Linked DNA regions of Homo sapiens: region 2 is linked to region 1. Evidence: read pairs that join two places in POLR2A ChIA-PET (ENCODE). Cell type or tissue: MCF 10A. All regions are shown on one strand.

What was found. Peaks named below come from ENCODE experiments on the same cell type or tissue, not always from the same donor. Only the 100,000 strongest peaks of a DNase experiment are listed, where the experiment ranks them.
Region 2: POLR2A ChIA-PET joins it to region 1 with 5 read pairs; 7 of 35 experiments call an interaction of 5 or more read pairs at or near these places.

What each region holds. Positions count from the first base shown.
Region 1 is chr10:63,193,414-63,201,413 of GRCh38, reverse strand. JMJD1C (jumonji domain containing 1C) reads left to right here. Exons shown (of 26, transcript NM_032776.3): 11 at 737-938; 12 at 2,687-2,901; 13 at 3,851-4,003; 14 at 7,039-7,128; 15 at 7,942-8,000. Among named protein-coding and RNA genes, the nearest start is that of NRBF2, 64 kb to the right of the region's middle. RefSeq lists an enhancer at 1,274-1,810. In MCF 10A, no CTCF peak of the experiment used is centred here; a DNase peak (open chromatin) is centred at 3,903.
Region 2 is chr10:63,275,702-63,283,701 of GRCh38, reverse strand. All of the region lies in intron 2 of JMJD1C (jumonji domain containing 1C), which reads left to right. Among named protein-coding and RNA genes, the nearest start is that of MIR1296, 93 kb to the left of the region's middle. In MCF 10A, no CTCF peak of the experiment used is centred here; no DNase peak of the experiment used is centred here.

The DNA of each region.
Region 1 (8,000 bases):
CTTTTTACTTTTTTGATGGCTATTTTAATTCATCAATAAAGATAGCCAAGTTAATTTTTTTTTCCTTTTACTTTCTTCAAACCCTTTTATTTTTCTAAAAGATACTGCCACCATCAGTATGTTGATATCAAATGCAGGGTATTATAATAAAGGAAAGATGTTAGGAGAAATAGCTAAGCACCTCTTCTCCCAAATACAGGTTTTATAAAATTACCACTTGTCTTAATGAGCCACACTTACCTTGGAAAATCAGATTATGTATTTCAATAGAAATACGTTGAAACTAACCTGTAGTTTCTAACTATATAAACCTTTAATCTTTACGTTCTTGCTGTGGATCTTGAAAGAGCTTTCTCCTATGTAAACCAACTTTTGGTATAGAAGGACTGTATTTTCAGTTATTGATATACACAGAATATGAATGATTCTTATGTTTGCTATTATACATACATGAATGATATTTAAAGAGTTCAGTCAGCTGGAAAATTTAGTTCTGCATTTTCAGTACACTGACATAAGAGTGGTTCATTTGGTTAATAGAATTGGTTAGTAAGTAAATAGAAACGCTGCTGCACTTTTTAGTCATTAATCAGTACCTAGAGCTCTTAATGTCTTTGCTTCTTTACTAAAGTCTTACCGTATCATCACAATTGTATAACTGACTTGAATTTCATCTCAAGGAGTTTAACTTTTTACAAAGCATAATCTTGCTAAAACTTTCCTACTGATTTTACAGCTGGCATTCCTCGTTCAGTATTGAAAGATTGGCGTAAAGTCAAGAAGCTGAAGCAAACTGGGGAATCCTTTTTACAGGATGACTCCTGCTGTGAGATAGGGCCTAATTTACAAAAGTGTCGAGAATGTAGACTTATTCGCAGTAAAAAAGGAGAAGAACCAGCTCACTCACCAGTATTTTGTAGATTTTACTACTTTAGACGGTAAGTGAAAATATGAGATTGGGAAAAAAGTAATTTATTGATTTGATATTGGAAATTATATAGTGTTATTCTGAGTGTCCCTTTTGGATGGGGGAGTAAGTCTTTGAGTCTCCATGTTTTGGAAACATTATAAAAGAGTTATTAAATGTTTTCGTGCTAAATTTTAACAATTTCTAACTATAAGACTAAATACATACATTATTACTCATGTTCCATATGACCTTTCTGTTCTGAGAGATTTATTCTTAATGAGAAAATGATTTTTTTCTTAACAGTTGTTAACCTATATACTAACTTAATATGAATATTACCAAATAATATTTTAAAATTAAAAACTTAAAGGTAGACTTGCAAGAGTTCAACTAAAGAATAGCTGGATAACCCAGACAGTAAAGACTAATTAACATGTCACACTCCAGAATCAGTCATTTCTAGTTGTGAATTCCATCTCTGTCTCTTAGTTCCTGTGTGAGTTTATTAACTGTGGTAGGACAACTAAGCCTGTCTCAGCTGCAAAATGTAAATGTTAGTACCTACCTAAGAGAGGTTTAATGAAGGTTAAATGAGATAAGTATGCCAAGTCCTTAAGTGTAGTCCCATGCGCATATGAAATGCTCTATTGTTAGCTGTAATTATCTTCCTAAGAAATTGAGACACTTTACTCTGCTGAATACTCTATGCTGGTAGCCCAGTATAGACCTCCAAAAATACGTGTTGATAAGAATGAACCAGGTTCTCTTTCTTCCTCACTTTGTAGCCAACAATCCCTAAAAGACAAGACAATTTCAGGGAATAATTATAAGAGGTAGTACCCATGGAAGTGCAGAAGAGATGAAAAAAGGAATCAAAAGGAAAGTAGGTTTGAGGCATAAGAAAATCTAGGAAAAGTCTGAAGGAAAGAAATGTTCAGGCAAAGATTATAACATAAAACCAAAATAAGATGCTGGGTTATGACAAAAAGGAGAAATTTGGTTTAAAAAGAAGGAAGCTTTGGAAAGAATAATAAAGGTATGAAAAGTAGGGATAAAAGAAATGTTGCTGTTCATATGAAAAATACAGTATGACTTGTATCTTAGACATCAGCTATTTGAGAGTAAAGAGAGTGAAGTACAATATAATTGAGGAATAACCACCAGCCAGTAAGAGAATGGCAATTTTGCCTTCCGTTTACCATAAACTTCTCTGAATAGAGTAGTTATTTGGATATCAGAAGCTAAGAGCAAGTAAGCACATTAATGGGGTTCCTATAAAACTATTAAGAATTTTCATCCTTGTTCTCTTAAATCACTTCAGCAATGTGTCAGTCTAATTAATGAAAATATATGTATAGTTGGCATTTTTAAAGTCCTCCTGGTGAAAGTCTTAAGGCCATTTCAGCTTTGGTGATTCCGATTTAGATTATGTATAAAATAACAGCATTGCTCTGGGCAACATTGGGCCCACATTTTTACTCTTGTCATTCATCAAACACTTAAACAGTTTTCATTTTATTGGAGTTAAGTAAGTATAAGTGATCTTATTTCTTGAAATAACCTAAAATTACTACTACTTATTGCCATTTGCATAACACCTGAGTTATTTAAATTAATTCAATAATTAGTGTGTGAAGAATTAACCTGTTTTCCTGTTTTTAATGTAATTCATATTTTATAATGCAATGTAAACATAATTATAAATTTACAATTTTAAAGACTGGACTTATGTTTTAATATGTGGGTACCTAATACTTTTATGTTTTAATATTTCAGGTTGTCATTTAGTAAAAACGGAGTAGTTAGAATAGATGGTTTCTCTTCTCCTGACCAATATGATGATGAAGCTATGAGTTTGTGGACACATGAAAATTTTGAAGATGATGAACTAGATATAGAGACTTCTAAATATATCTTGGATATAATAGGTGATAAGTTCTGTCAATTAGTAACATCTGAAAAAACAGCTTTGTCCTGGGTGAAAAAGGATGGTAAGGAAGTTAAATATAACATGAACTGCACAAATTTCATTTTAAGAATTTCTCTTTGAATTATGTTTGTGAAAGAAGTCCCTAATCTTATCTAACCTTGATTTTTAATTATGATAATGATACCTTTTTACAGTATGTATTTAAGGTTACAGATACTTTCCTATAGAGGGTGAATTGAGTCAATTAACCATTTGTGAAATCACAATAGCATTTTGCTGTTTCTGCCATTACAACATTAAGTTAATGTGTTAAACCCACTTTAGAAATTGTGAAATTTCAGCATTTGGCTTATAAAGACATAATCTACCCCAATTATTTGTATTGGAATCTCAGCTTTACTCCCTAACTGTTACCTTTGGCAAATAACCTCTCTGGATATCAGGCAGGTCTGGAAAATAGGAAAGATAACTATCTCATTAATTTGTTTAGAAAGTAGTTATGTTAATTATGTTTACTTAAGTACTTAATAGTTCCTAACATAGTAGATGCTCTAAATATTAGCTTCTTTTCCTTCCCTTCCTTGAAATCACTGGTTTGCCCCTCAGGGGACACTTAGCAATGACTGGAGACATCTTTGGTTGCATAACTGAGGGAGTTAAGGATATGTTGCCAACATCTGATAGGTAGAGGCTACAGATGCCTCTGAACAGTCTGCAATGCACAGAGTAATCCCTCCCAACAAAGAATTATTCAACCTAAAATGTCAAAAGTACCAGAGTTGAGAAACCCTGCTTAGATGTACGGCATTTTTATTTTTCACTTAATGATCATTTATGGGTCTTCTAAAGAGAATTACAAATTACTTCAAGAAAGCTATTGGTCTTCAGTTAATATAGCCTTGAAAGTTCTTGGTTTGCCTTTACATTTTTATTTCTTCTGTATTTCAGCCAAAATTGCCTTGGAAAAGAGCATGTTTGCCTTTAAAATTTTTGTTTTTTCTGTATTTCAGCCAAAATTGCCTGGAAAAGAGCAGTGAGAGGAGTCCGGGAGATGTGTGATGCATGTGAAGCAACATTGTTTAACATTCACTGGGTCTGCCAAAAATGTGGATTTGTGGTCTGCTTAGATTGTTACAAGGCAAAGGAAAGGAAGAGTTCTAGAGGTTGGTGTATAAGTTTATATAAATTGAAGTTTTTTATAATTTTTCTTTAGGATCACTCTTCTAGAACATGAGATGTGTTTTTTTATTCCTACTTTCCTTATTAATGTATTAAGTATTTTTTTTCAGTTTGTTTTTAAGAGGAGAAGTAACCACAGTTTATTAACGGCTATATTTTCTAGAATTAAATTGCATCTACACCCATCAGCCTCATGAGTATATCCATCTTCTCATTTCAGTCAGATAGTTCCTTAATGTAGCCCAAATTTAGGTTAGGCCTTGTTGCTTTAAGATTCCAGTGTGTGGGCCGGGCACTGTGGCTCATGCCTGTAATCTCAGCACTTTGGGAGGCCAAGGCTGGCTTCCAAAGATTGCTTGAACCCAGGTGTTCAAGACCAGCCTGGGCAACATGGCAAAACCCCCATCTCTACAAAAAAAAAATACAAAAAATGAGCTGCGCATGGTGGTGTGTTCCTGTAGTCCCAATTACCTGGGAGGCTGAGGTGGGAGGATCACCTGAACCCAGGAGATGGAGGCTGCAGTGAACTGTGATTGCCCCATTGCACTCCAGCCTGGGTGACACAGTGATACCCTGTCTCAGAAAGGAAGTAATTAAATGAATCAAAAGTGTTTTAGAAAGATTATCCAAGGCAATTTTGGAAGTGACTACCTAAAGCTGGTATTGAATTTTTTGTTAGGAGTAGAGTTCTGATGAAATAAGAGGATTAATATTGTGGAAACATTAGAAGTACTTAGTATAGATTGTCTGTCTCAAAGTAATGAGTGTCATTTTCATTTCAGGCCGCTCTTTTTTCAGAGTAGTGTATCAGGTAGATGAACCATGATTTAACCATCAGTATCTTCTACTGATAGGATTAACCAAAGTCTCTTACCCTTTCTTACCAAAGAAACCTGAGCAAATGTGGAAGCATAGCTGAACATCTACAGCTAAGTGTTTCTGGGATATGCAATAAATATGTTAATATGAGTAAAATGTGAAACCACAATACATGTATTTTGATATTTTCAATTGTTATAAAATTTGATGTAAGCTACCATAAATGCTTTTTTTGAATAAGATAAAGAATATTTATATTAAAAGTAAATTGTTGTATTGTTGATGATTTTCTTTCTCTTTTTCTTTTTCTTTTTTTTTTGGATGTTGTTGTTGAGACGGAGTTTCACTCTTGTTGCCCAGGCTGGAGTGCAGTGGCGCAATCTTGGCCTCCTGGATTCAAGTAATTCTCCTGCCTCAGCCTCCCGAGTAGCTGGGATTACAGGCATGTGCCACCATGCCTAATTTTGTATTTTTAGCAGAGACACGGTTTTACCAAGTTGGCCAGGCTGGTCTCAAACTCCTGACCTCAGCCTCCCAAAATGCTGGGATTACAGGCATGAGCCACCACGCCCAGCCTGCTGATTTTCATAGTAGTATTAATTTTGAAAGTATAGTCTTGTTACCGTATCATTCTTTTTTCTTTTTTTGAGACAGAGTCTCACTCTGTTGCCCAGGCTGGAGTGCAGTGGCGCAATCTCGGCTCACTGCAACCTCCATCTCCTGGGTTCACACCATTCTCCTGCCTAGTCTCTCCGAGTAGCTGGGACTACAGGCGCCTGCCACCAAGCCCAGCTAATTTTTTTGTATTTTTAGTAGGGACGGGTTTTCACCGTGGTCTCGATCTCCTGACCTCGTGATCGGCCCACCTCAGCCTCCCAAAGTGCTGGGATTACAAGCGTGAGCCACCATGCCTGGCCACTGTATCATTCTTTTAAGTGTAACTTATGCCTTGGGTTATTGTCCATACTATCTATATATCTATTTTACTGTTAAATATTATAATAAAACTCAGATTGAGTAGGTTTAATATATAGCTTCATGGAGTGGTAATCCACATAAGTGTCTAAAATATAAGCAATATATGAAATATTTGCAAGTTACCGTGTAGGTTTTGCAGAGGAAAGTCAAAGCTTTTAAAGGTAACTAGTTTTAGACTGGGTTTGAATTTTATTTAATGTATATTTTTATGAAACAATAGTTCTAGATTTTTTTTTTTTTTTTTGAGATGGTGTCTTGCTCTATCACCCAGGCTGGAGTGCAATGGCGCGATCTCGGCTTGCTGCAACCTGCACCTCCTGGAGTTCAAGTGATTCTCCTGCCTCAGCCTCCCAAGTAGCTGGGACTACAGGCATGTGTCACCACACCTGGCTAAATTTTTATTTTTAGTAAAAATGGGGTTTCACCATGTTGGCCAGGCTGGTCTTGAAGTCCTGACCTCAAGTGATCCGCTGCCTTGGCCTCCCAAAATGCTGGGATTACAGGTGTGAGCCACTGTGCCTGGTCTAGTTCTAGATTTTTTTATGCTGAATTTATTGAACTTTGTGACACTGAAACTCTTGTAGCCACGTCGTAAGTAGCTGTCTGTGTCACTAAATTTGTAGAGAAGGTTCTTGAGATCAAGGTATCAAATGCTTTTATTCTTTATGTTATGCCCTATGCTATGCCTTAATTCTTTACAACTTCAGGGATGAAACCTTATTTGAAGTCAGCAATAGCAGTTAATAGTAACTGTATGGTACCAGCTTTTTCACATGTCTCATGTTTCTCTACATGTCTTTGAAGCATAAGAGGAAAATGAATTAACAGTCATCTCAAACTGTGTCAGTCTGATGTACTAGGATCAGGCATAAATTCTGTTTGGCACAGAAAACAGCTAAGAGATAGAAGATTAGCTACAAAGATAGAGGTCACTAATAATAATGACTGGTAATTTTTAGAAAGGCTATCATTATATCCATTTTGTGTCAGTGTTTTTATAAAATCAGGAAATGGTGGAACTGTTTTTCCTGACTTGTTTCAGAACCAAACATCTAAAGCATATCATTGACATTTTATTTCATTATTTTTATTTTTTTCTTTTTCTCTTTGGCTGTGACTCTAGCCAACTATGAAACATTTTATATAATCGTTAAGTTCTTTACACTATCAATTTATAATTATGAAACCATGAGTGTGATATACAAGTTTTATTATCTTACAGATAAAGAACTATATGCTTGGATGAAGTGTGTGAAGGGACAGCCTCATGATCACAAACATTTAATGCCAACCCAAATTATACCTGGTTCTGGTAAGTATATCTTCTTCATGTAATATAACTGCTCTTGGTTGCTCCAGATTAAGGAAACACTTAAAGGAGTATCTAGAAATATAACAGGGTGGAGAGAGATTTAACTAGTTTTGAATTGTCTTGCTCAGTTATTGGAAATCCTCTATGTAATAAAGCTCAGAAGATAAGTCCAAGCCTCAGTGATGAAGAAAGTTCACCATTAGAAGTGGAAAGCTGGAGTGTAATGAAAAGGCCTATTGGATTTTTAATGAAAGCTTCTTATAATTTTTGAGCATATCTAATTTTTAATAAAGAGAGAAAAGAATAGAGAACATAAATTTGGCTGGGCGCAGTGGCTCACGCCTGTAATCCCAGCATTTTGGGAGGCCAAGGCCGGCGGATCACGAGGTCAGGAGATCGAGACCATCCTGGCTAACACAGTGAAACCCCGTTTCTACTAAAAATACAAAAAATTAGCCGGGCGTGGTGGCAGGTGCCTGTAGTCCCAGCTACTTGGGAGGCTGAGGCAGGAGAATGGCATGAACCTGGGGGGCGGAGCTTGCAGTGAGCCCAGATGGCGCCACTGCACTCCAGCCTGGGTGACAGAGCAAGACTCCGTCTCAAAAAAAAACAAAAAAACAAAAAAAACATAAATTTGGTTGAATAATCAAAACTGTAATAGATGGAAGAGAATGGAGAAAAATGGAAGAAATTTAAAGGGCACAAGAAAACCTCCGTTATTCCCAATTATAATACAAAATATTGTAAGAAAAAAATTTTACAGCATTAACAACTAGTGGTAATCTTTTTATTAACTACCATTTTATTTTGTAGTTTTGACAGATCTTCTAGATGCCATGCACACTCTTAGGGAAAAATATGGTATTAAATCC
Region 2 (8,000 bases), 82 kb before region 1:
ATGAAGAAGAATGGTTCTATTAAAAAGCTCAGAAAGGCCAGGTGCAGTGGCTCACGCCTGTAATCCCAGCCCTTCGGGAGGCCGAGGTGGGTGCATCACTTGAGGTCAGGAGTCAAGACCAGCCTGACCAACATGGTGAAACCCCATCTCTACTGAAAATAAAAAAAATTAGCTGGGTGTGGTGGCGGGCGCCTGTAATCCCAGCTACTTGGGAGGCTGAGGCAGGAGAATCGTTCAAACTTGGGAAGCGGAGGTCACAGTGAGCCAAGATCATGCCATTGCACTCCAGCCTGGGTAACAGGGCAAGACTTGGTCTCAAAAAAAAAAAAAAAAAGGCTCAGAAAGCAGGTGGTCAGGTTGCTAATACAGGGAAGCTTTCAGATCCCCAAAGAAAAGGCAATTGTTACCAAAGCTATAAAACACTGCTACAAAGAAGTTTATTTGCTCAGACTGCTTATAGGCTATCTGAAACTTTGTAGGAAACTGCAACTCTGGAAGAAATCTTTATTATTTATGAAGAGTCTATGAAATTTTCCTGTCTCCACAGGGATGAACTTGTAAGGCTTTTGGACATCATTAGTGGGCCTTAACTTTTTTCTTTCCCAGTTAGATCTGGGACTCTTGTCTTATTCCTTTAGAGGGACAGGACTTCAGTGAAACTGACCTGAATTAAGAAAACCTAGAGGGCTGGGCGCTGTGGCTCACATCTGTAATCCCAGCAACTTTGGGAGGCCCAGGCAGGCAGATCACAAGGTCAGGAGACCGAGGCCATCTTGGCTAACACGGTAAAACCCTGTCTCTACTAAAAATACAAAGAATTAGTCAGGCGTGGTGGCACGCGCCTGTAGTCCCAGCTACTTGGGAGGCTGAGGCAGGAGAATCACTTGAACCCGGGAGGCGGCGGTTGCAGTGAGCCGAGATCGCGCCACTGCACTCCAGCCTGGGCGATAGAGCAAGACTCTGTCTCAAAAAAAGAAAACCTAGAGTTTTAGTGGGGAAGGTCTTTTAAAGAAGAAATGTTATCGAAATTTTATTGACCTGAGAGGAGATTAGTATATTTGTTTTCCCTGTACATTTTAAAAATATAACTTTGTTACCCCTTAACATGCTAGAAAGGGAAGAACTTTTAAATGAATCGTAATTTGTAATTGAAAGAAAACACTTCAGTGCCAATCTTTAATTGTGTGAAAAAGGTCTCTCTTTCAGTATAGTCTTTCTGTGTTGCATATCAGTACTTTGATATTTCACTGCTGTCAAAATATCGGCATAAGTTACCAATACTTAAAGAAATATGGTAGAAACTTGGATTACTTTGTTATTACTTTACCATGTTTTGAATCTAAATACTACTTAACATAGGTGATCATTGTCACCTAAATGTTAATCTTCTAAATATGCAAAAATAGATACTGCATCGTATCATATACTTAATGGAAATTGTGTATCTCATTTGTCCATTGAAAAATTTGGCTTCCAGATTGTTGCTGACATCATCAGTTTTAACAAACAAGGAGGTAATGGGGAAATAATTGTAGAGCCTTGTTGACTTATACTGCACAAGAAACAGATGTTTGCCAGATGGAAATGAACAAAACCAGTGCAAAAAAGGTGTCTTATTCAAGTTTCTAAGAGGACAAACAATGAAACGATTAGGAAAAACTGGAAGAGGCATATTACTAGCTTTTGACCAAAAAAGGTCAGGAAATCAGTCATATGCAAACGTATATGTCCTACTCCTTGAGGATGGTGTGCTTGACAGGACTCAAGATTGAGGACATTTTATTTTAGGTTAACCTCAGTTTCTCCTGTGATTTTTATGAGTATTAACATTTTAACACAAGCATTGCTTTTATGGTTGAGTTGATTTAATGGTATAATATTTCTTATTCCCACAGAATTATATTTAATTTTTATCCTCAAGAGGTAAAGGATTGGCTGGGCATGGTGGCTCATGCCTGTAATCCCAGCACTTTGGAAGGCCGAGGTGGTAGATCACGAGGTCAGGAGATCGAGACCATCCTGGCTAACATGGTGAAACTCCATGTCTACTAAAAATACAAAAAGTTAGCCAAGTGTGGTGGCATGCACCTATTGTCCATGCTACTCTGGAGGCTGAGGCAGGATAACCGCTTGAACCCGGGAGGCAGAGGTCGCAGTGAGCCGAGATCATACCACTACACTCCAGCCTGGGCCACAGAGTGAGACTCCGTCTCAAAAAAAAAAAAAAAAAAAAAAAAAAAAAAGGCCAGGCGCAGTGGCTCACGCCTGTAATCATAGCACTTTGGGAGGCCGAGACGGGCAGATCACAAGGTCAGGAGTTCAAAACCAGTCTGGCCGACATGGTGAAACCCCATCTCTACTAAAAAAACAAAAAACAAACAAAAAAAAAAAACAGAAAAATTAGCCGGGCATGGTGGCGTGTGCCTGTAATCTCAGCTACTAGGGAGGCTGAGGCGGGAGAATTGCTTGAACCTGGGAAGCAGAGGTTGCAGTGAGCCGAGATCGTGCCACTGCACTTCAGCGTGGGCGACAGAGCGAGCGAGACTCCATCTCAAAAAAAAAAAAAAAAAGGCCGGGTGTGGTGGCTCACGCCTGTAATCCCAGCACTTTGGAAGGCGGAGGCGGTGAATCACGAGGTCAGGAGATCAAGACCATGCTGGCTAACACGGTGAAATCCCATCGCACCACTGCACTCCATCCTGGGCGACACAGCAAGACTCCGTCTCAAAAAAAAAAAAAGAAAAAGAGGTAAAGGATCCCATGGATCCCATGCCACACAAGCATCTTGTGTCGTTTTATTTCTGTCAAGCGGGACAGCCTACTTGGTTTACTTTATGAAGTTTAAAATGGGAGATGTTACTTTTTACCTTTAATTCTGCCAGTTCATGTGAATAATACATGAAACATTCAGGAGTACTTATTTTATGCTTCTTTATATATACACAAGTGGTAGCAGTGTTTATGAAGAGTTTGGTTTATCACATTTATCTGTACTTTGCTCTTAAACACTAAGTAGATTGAACAAGATAATATTAAAATCTTAGAATTGAAAAGAATCTTTAATATTTTATAAACCATCCCCAGGCAGAGGCAGAAATATATTCCTTATAGTGACGACTTGACAAATTTTCATTCAGAATCTTTTTTTTTTGAAATGGAGTTTCACTCTTGTCGCCCAGGCTGGAGTGCAGTGATGCCATCTCGCCCCACTGCAACCTCCGCTTCCTGGGTTCAAGCTATTCTCCTGCCTCAGCCTCCCGAGTAACTGGGACTACAGGTGCGTTCCACCACACCCAGCTAATTTTTTTGTATTTTTAGTAGAGACCGGGTTTCACCATGTTGGCCAGGATGGTCTCAATCTCTTGACCTTGTGATCCGTCCACCGCAGTCTCCCAGAGTGCTGGGATTACAGGCGTGAGCAACCGCGTGTGGCCTACACTAACTTTTTAAATAATCGTACATATTTATTATTTGCCCCTCTTCTCTTCCCCAGGCAAAACATTTAGCATTCCTTCAAATGATCTTATTATTCTGTAATTTTTTTTTAAATTGATATGAAGTCTCGCCCTGTCACCCAGACTTGAGTGCAGTGGCATGACCTCGGCTCACTGCAACCTCTGCCTCCCGGGTTCAAGTGATTCTCCTGTCTCAGCCTCCTGAGTAGCTGGGACTACAGGTGTGTGCCACCACACTCCAGGTAGTTTTTGTATTTTTAGTAGAGACAGGGTTTCACCATGTTGGCCAGGCTGGTCTTGAGCTCCTGACCTGAGGTGATCACCCACTTCGGCCTCCCAAAGTGCTGGGAAAACAGGCGTGAGCCACCGTGTCCAGCCTATTCAAGTTTTGATTCCCCCCACTCCCATTTAAAAATGTATATGTAATATGTATTGGTTTAGTGTCTTCAAACCCTTCAGGATTCTTTCACATAAATTAATTAATTAATTTAGAGGCAGGGTCTTGCTTTGTCATCTAGACTGTAGTACAGTGGCACAAACATGGCTCACTACAGTCTTAACTTCGTGGGCTCAAGTGCTCCTCCTTTGTAGCTGGGACTACAGCCACATGCCACCATGCCCAGCTAATTTAAAAATTTTTTTTTGTTGTAGAGATGGTCTCACTGTCTCAAAGCAATCCTCCCACCTTTGCCTCCCTACCAAAGTGCTGAGATTATGGTGTGAGCCCCTGGCCCTTGGCCTCTTTCACATGCATTTCAAGGAAGCTAGTGCTTCTGTACATTCTACTTGAGTAGTTTGAGTTTTTAAACCTAAATGTAGGTAAATTTTTTCATTATTAAAATTTAAGGTTAATCCTTATTTTAGCTTTTTAAAATTTTTTTTCTGTTTCAATGGATACAATTCCAGATTTTCTTGATCATTTTAAAATCTAGGTCATGATTGTTTTTATCATAAGACATATTTTTAAATCACTATGTAATTTGTTTTGTTTGTTTCGAGACCACGTTTTTGCTCTTTTGCCCAGGCTGGAGTGCAATGGCACCGTCTTAGCTCACTGCAACCTCTGCCTCGTGGGTTCAAGCGATTCTCCTGCCTCAGCCTCCTGAGTAGCTGGGATTACAGGCGCCCGCCAACACACCGGAGAATTTTTTGTATTTTTAGTAGAGATGAGGTTTCACCATGTTGGCCAGGCTAGTCTAAAACTCTTGACCTCAGGTGATCCAGCTGCCTCGGCCTCCCAAAGTGTTGGGATTACAGGCGTGAGCTACCGTGCGTAGCCAGCCATTCTGTCATTTGTTAATTTGAAAATAGAGATAGCTTTCAAGCGATAATGAGTATATAAGACCAGAAATGAATGAATAACATATCACAGGTTAATAACAGTACTATTTTTTTTTTTTTTTTTTGAGATGGGAGTTTTGCTCTTGTTGTCCAGGCTGGAGTGCAATGGCACAATATCAGCTCACCGCAACCTCTGCCTCCTGGGTTCCAGCGATTCTCCTGCCTCAGCTTCCCAAGTAGCTGGGATTACAGGCATGTGTCACCATGCCTGACTAATTTTGTATTTTTAGTAGAGACAGGATTTCTCCATGTTGGTCAGGCTGGTCTTGAACTCCCGACTTCGGCCTCCTAAAGGTGCTGGGATCACACGCTCGGCAACAGTACTACTAATCAGTACTCTTTTTTTTGTTTGTTTGTTTGTTTGCTTGCTTTTGATTTTTTTGGAGATGGAGTCTCGTCTGTCGCCCAGGCCAGAGTGCAGTGGCGTAATCTCAGCTCACTGCAGCCTTTGCCTCCTGGGTTCAAGCGATTCCTGCCTCAGCCTCCCAAGTAGCTGGGACTACAGGCATGCGCTACCACACCCGGCTAATTTTATTATTATTATTATTATTATTATTATTCTCTTTTAATTGTTGTATTTTTAGTAGAGACAGGGTTTTACCATGTTGGTAAGGCTGGTCTCAAACTCCCAACCTCAAGTGATCTGCCTACCTCAACTTCCCAAAGTGCTGGGATTACAGCTGTGAGCCACTGTGCCTGGCCTATTAATCAGTACTCTTTAACCCACTGCAGATATGTAATTATCATCCAGCCTGTATTTCATTGACTTACCTATTGTAGGTTGTCTTGATAAAAGTTTTGTTTAAGTCAAGTTCCTTAAAGCTTAGTTTCAAATCTTATTAACCTAATAACTTTTGTTTTTATTAAAATGCAGGCTGGGTACAGTGGCTAATGCCTGTAATCCCAGCACTTTGGGAGGTCGAGGTGGGCAGATAACCTGAGGTAGTTGGAGACCAGCCTGGCCAACATGGCGAAACCCCATCTCTACTAAAAATAGAAAAGTTAGACAGGCGTGGTGGCGCACACCTGTAATCCCAGCTACTCGGGAGGCTGAGGCAGGAGAATCTTTTGAACCAAGAGGCAGAGGTTTCAGTGAGCCAAGATCACAAGATTGCACTCCAGCCTGGGAGACAGAGCAAGACTCTGTCTCAAAAAAAAAAAAAAAAAAAAAAAAGAAATGCAAATTACTCTCAATGAATATATTTTGCTCTTACTTGGTCAATTTGTTTTTTAAAAATTTTCATTATACTGATTATCCATTGTTGGCTCAAGATACCCCACCCAAAATATTCTGGTAAGAGACCAGAATATACCATCCCCAAAATATCTTTTTTTGCCATGTTTTGAGCTAGTTATTCTGAGAATCTGCAGACACAGGAGTAATTTTGAAAAGCTGCCCTTTTGTAAAAGAAATTTACCCATCTATAAAGGAGATCTACTTTAGTAAAAGTTACCTGTATCAGGGAAAGGGCTGCTGCAGACAACTGTTATTACCTGAGAGACTTTAGTCTGCATAACAAGACTATCTTTATTCATCATGTATTTCCTCCTCTCACTCCATTTTGTATAACTTGTGTAGACACCAACCCTTAAAAGCCCCAAGCTTCTGGGAGTCTCGGTGGCTCAGGCCGGTTGCCCTGGCACTCGGGGAGGCGAGGCTACACATTCGAGGCCAACCTGGTCAACATTGATTAAAAAAAATAAAAAAATAGAGATTACTATTTTGGCCAGGCACGGTGGCTCATGCCTGTAATCCCAGCACTTTGAGAGGCCGAGGCGGGCGGATCACGAGGTCAGGAGATCGAGACCATCCTGGCTAACACGGTGAAACCCTGTCTCTACTAAAAATACAAAAACTTAGCTGGGCGTGGTGGTGGGTGCCCGTAGTCCCAGCTACTCGGGAGGCTGAGGCAGGAGAATGGCATGAACCCGGGAGGCAGAGTTCATGAGCCGAGATCTTGCCACTGCACTCCAGCCTGGGCGACAGAGCGAGACTCTCTCTCAAAAAAAAAAAAAAAAAAGCCCCAAGCTTCTATTCCTTCCATAGCTTCAGATGCTGTATAAGCTTCAATATCTCACTCTTCAGTGAGTCTCATATTTTGTGGGACTACTGTTAATTACATACGTAATTAAAATTGGTTTCCTGGTAGGGTGCCATGGCTCAAGTCTGTAATCCCAGCACTGGGAGGTTGAGGAGGGTGGATCACCTGAGGTCAGGAGACCACCCTGGCCAATATGGCGAATCCCTGTCCCTACTAAAAATACAAAGATTAGCTGGGGCGTAGTGGTGGTGGGCACCTGTAATCCCCATGCCTGCCTCAGCCTCCTGAGTAGCTGGGATCACAGGCACCTGCCACCATGTCCAGCTGATTTTTGTATTTTTAGTAGAGTTGGGGTTTCACCATGTTGGCCAGGCTGGTCTTTTTTTTTTTTTTTTTTTGAGACGGAATCTCACTCTGTCTCCCAGGCTGGAGTGCAGTGGCGGGGTCTCGGCTCACTGGAAGTTCCGCCTCCCAGGTTCACGCCATTCTCCTGCTTCAGCCTCCGGAGTAGCTGGGACTACAGGCACCCGCCACCCCGCCCAGCTAACTTTTTGTATTTTTAGTAGAGACGGGGTTTCACCGTTTTAGCCAGGATGGTCTCGATCTCCTGACCTTGTGATCTGCCCGCCTCGGCCTCCCAAAGTGCTGGGATTACAGGTATGAGCCACCGTGCCCGGCCTCAACTGCCTATCTCTAATGTCTTGGCAATGCCATGATTTTTTTCAAAGACTACCAGTTAATGGCTCTGAGCTTGTACCTACCAATTTAGTATTCTAACATATAATTTAATCTATGATTTTTAATTACTAAAAGCATGAAGACGTTCATAGTATTGTTTATAATACAAAATTGCAAGCAGCTTTAGCATTCAACATTAAGAGAATGAATAATAAAACTAATGCTTTAATAAACTCATGCCTGTTTTTTAAGTCGTTAAAATGATGGCAATGTAAGAACATGAGAAGATTATTAAATAAAATGAGCAACTTAAAATTTGCGTGTATCCTGAATGTTGATAACTAATATGGTTGTGAGGAAAAAAAGGGCTGAAAGTGCACTTAAATAGTTAACTGGCTGGGTTCACTAAGGATAAGAATATGGGATCTTTTTCATGCATTTATTTTACAAATTTTCTCAAATATAATTATGTTACTTGTTAAGA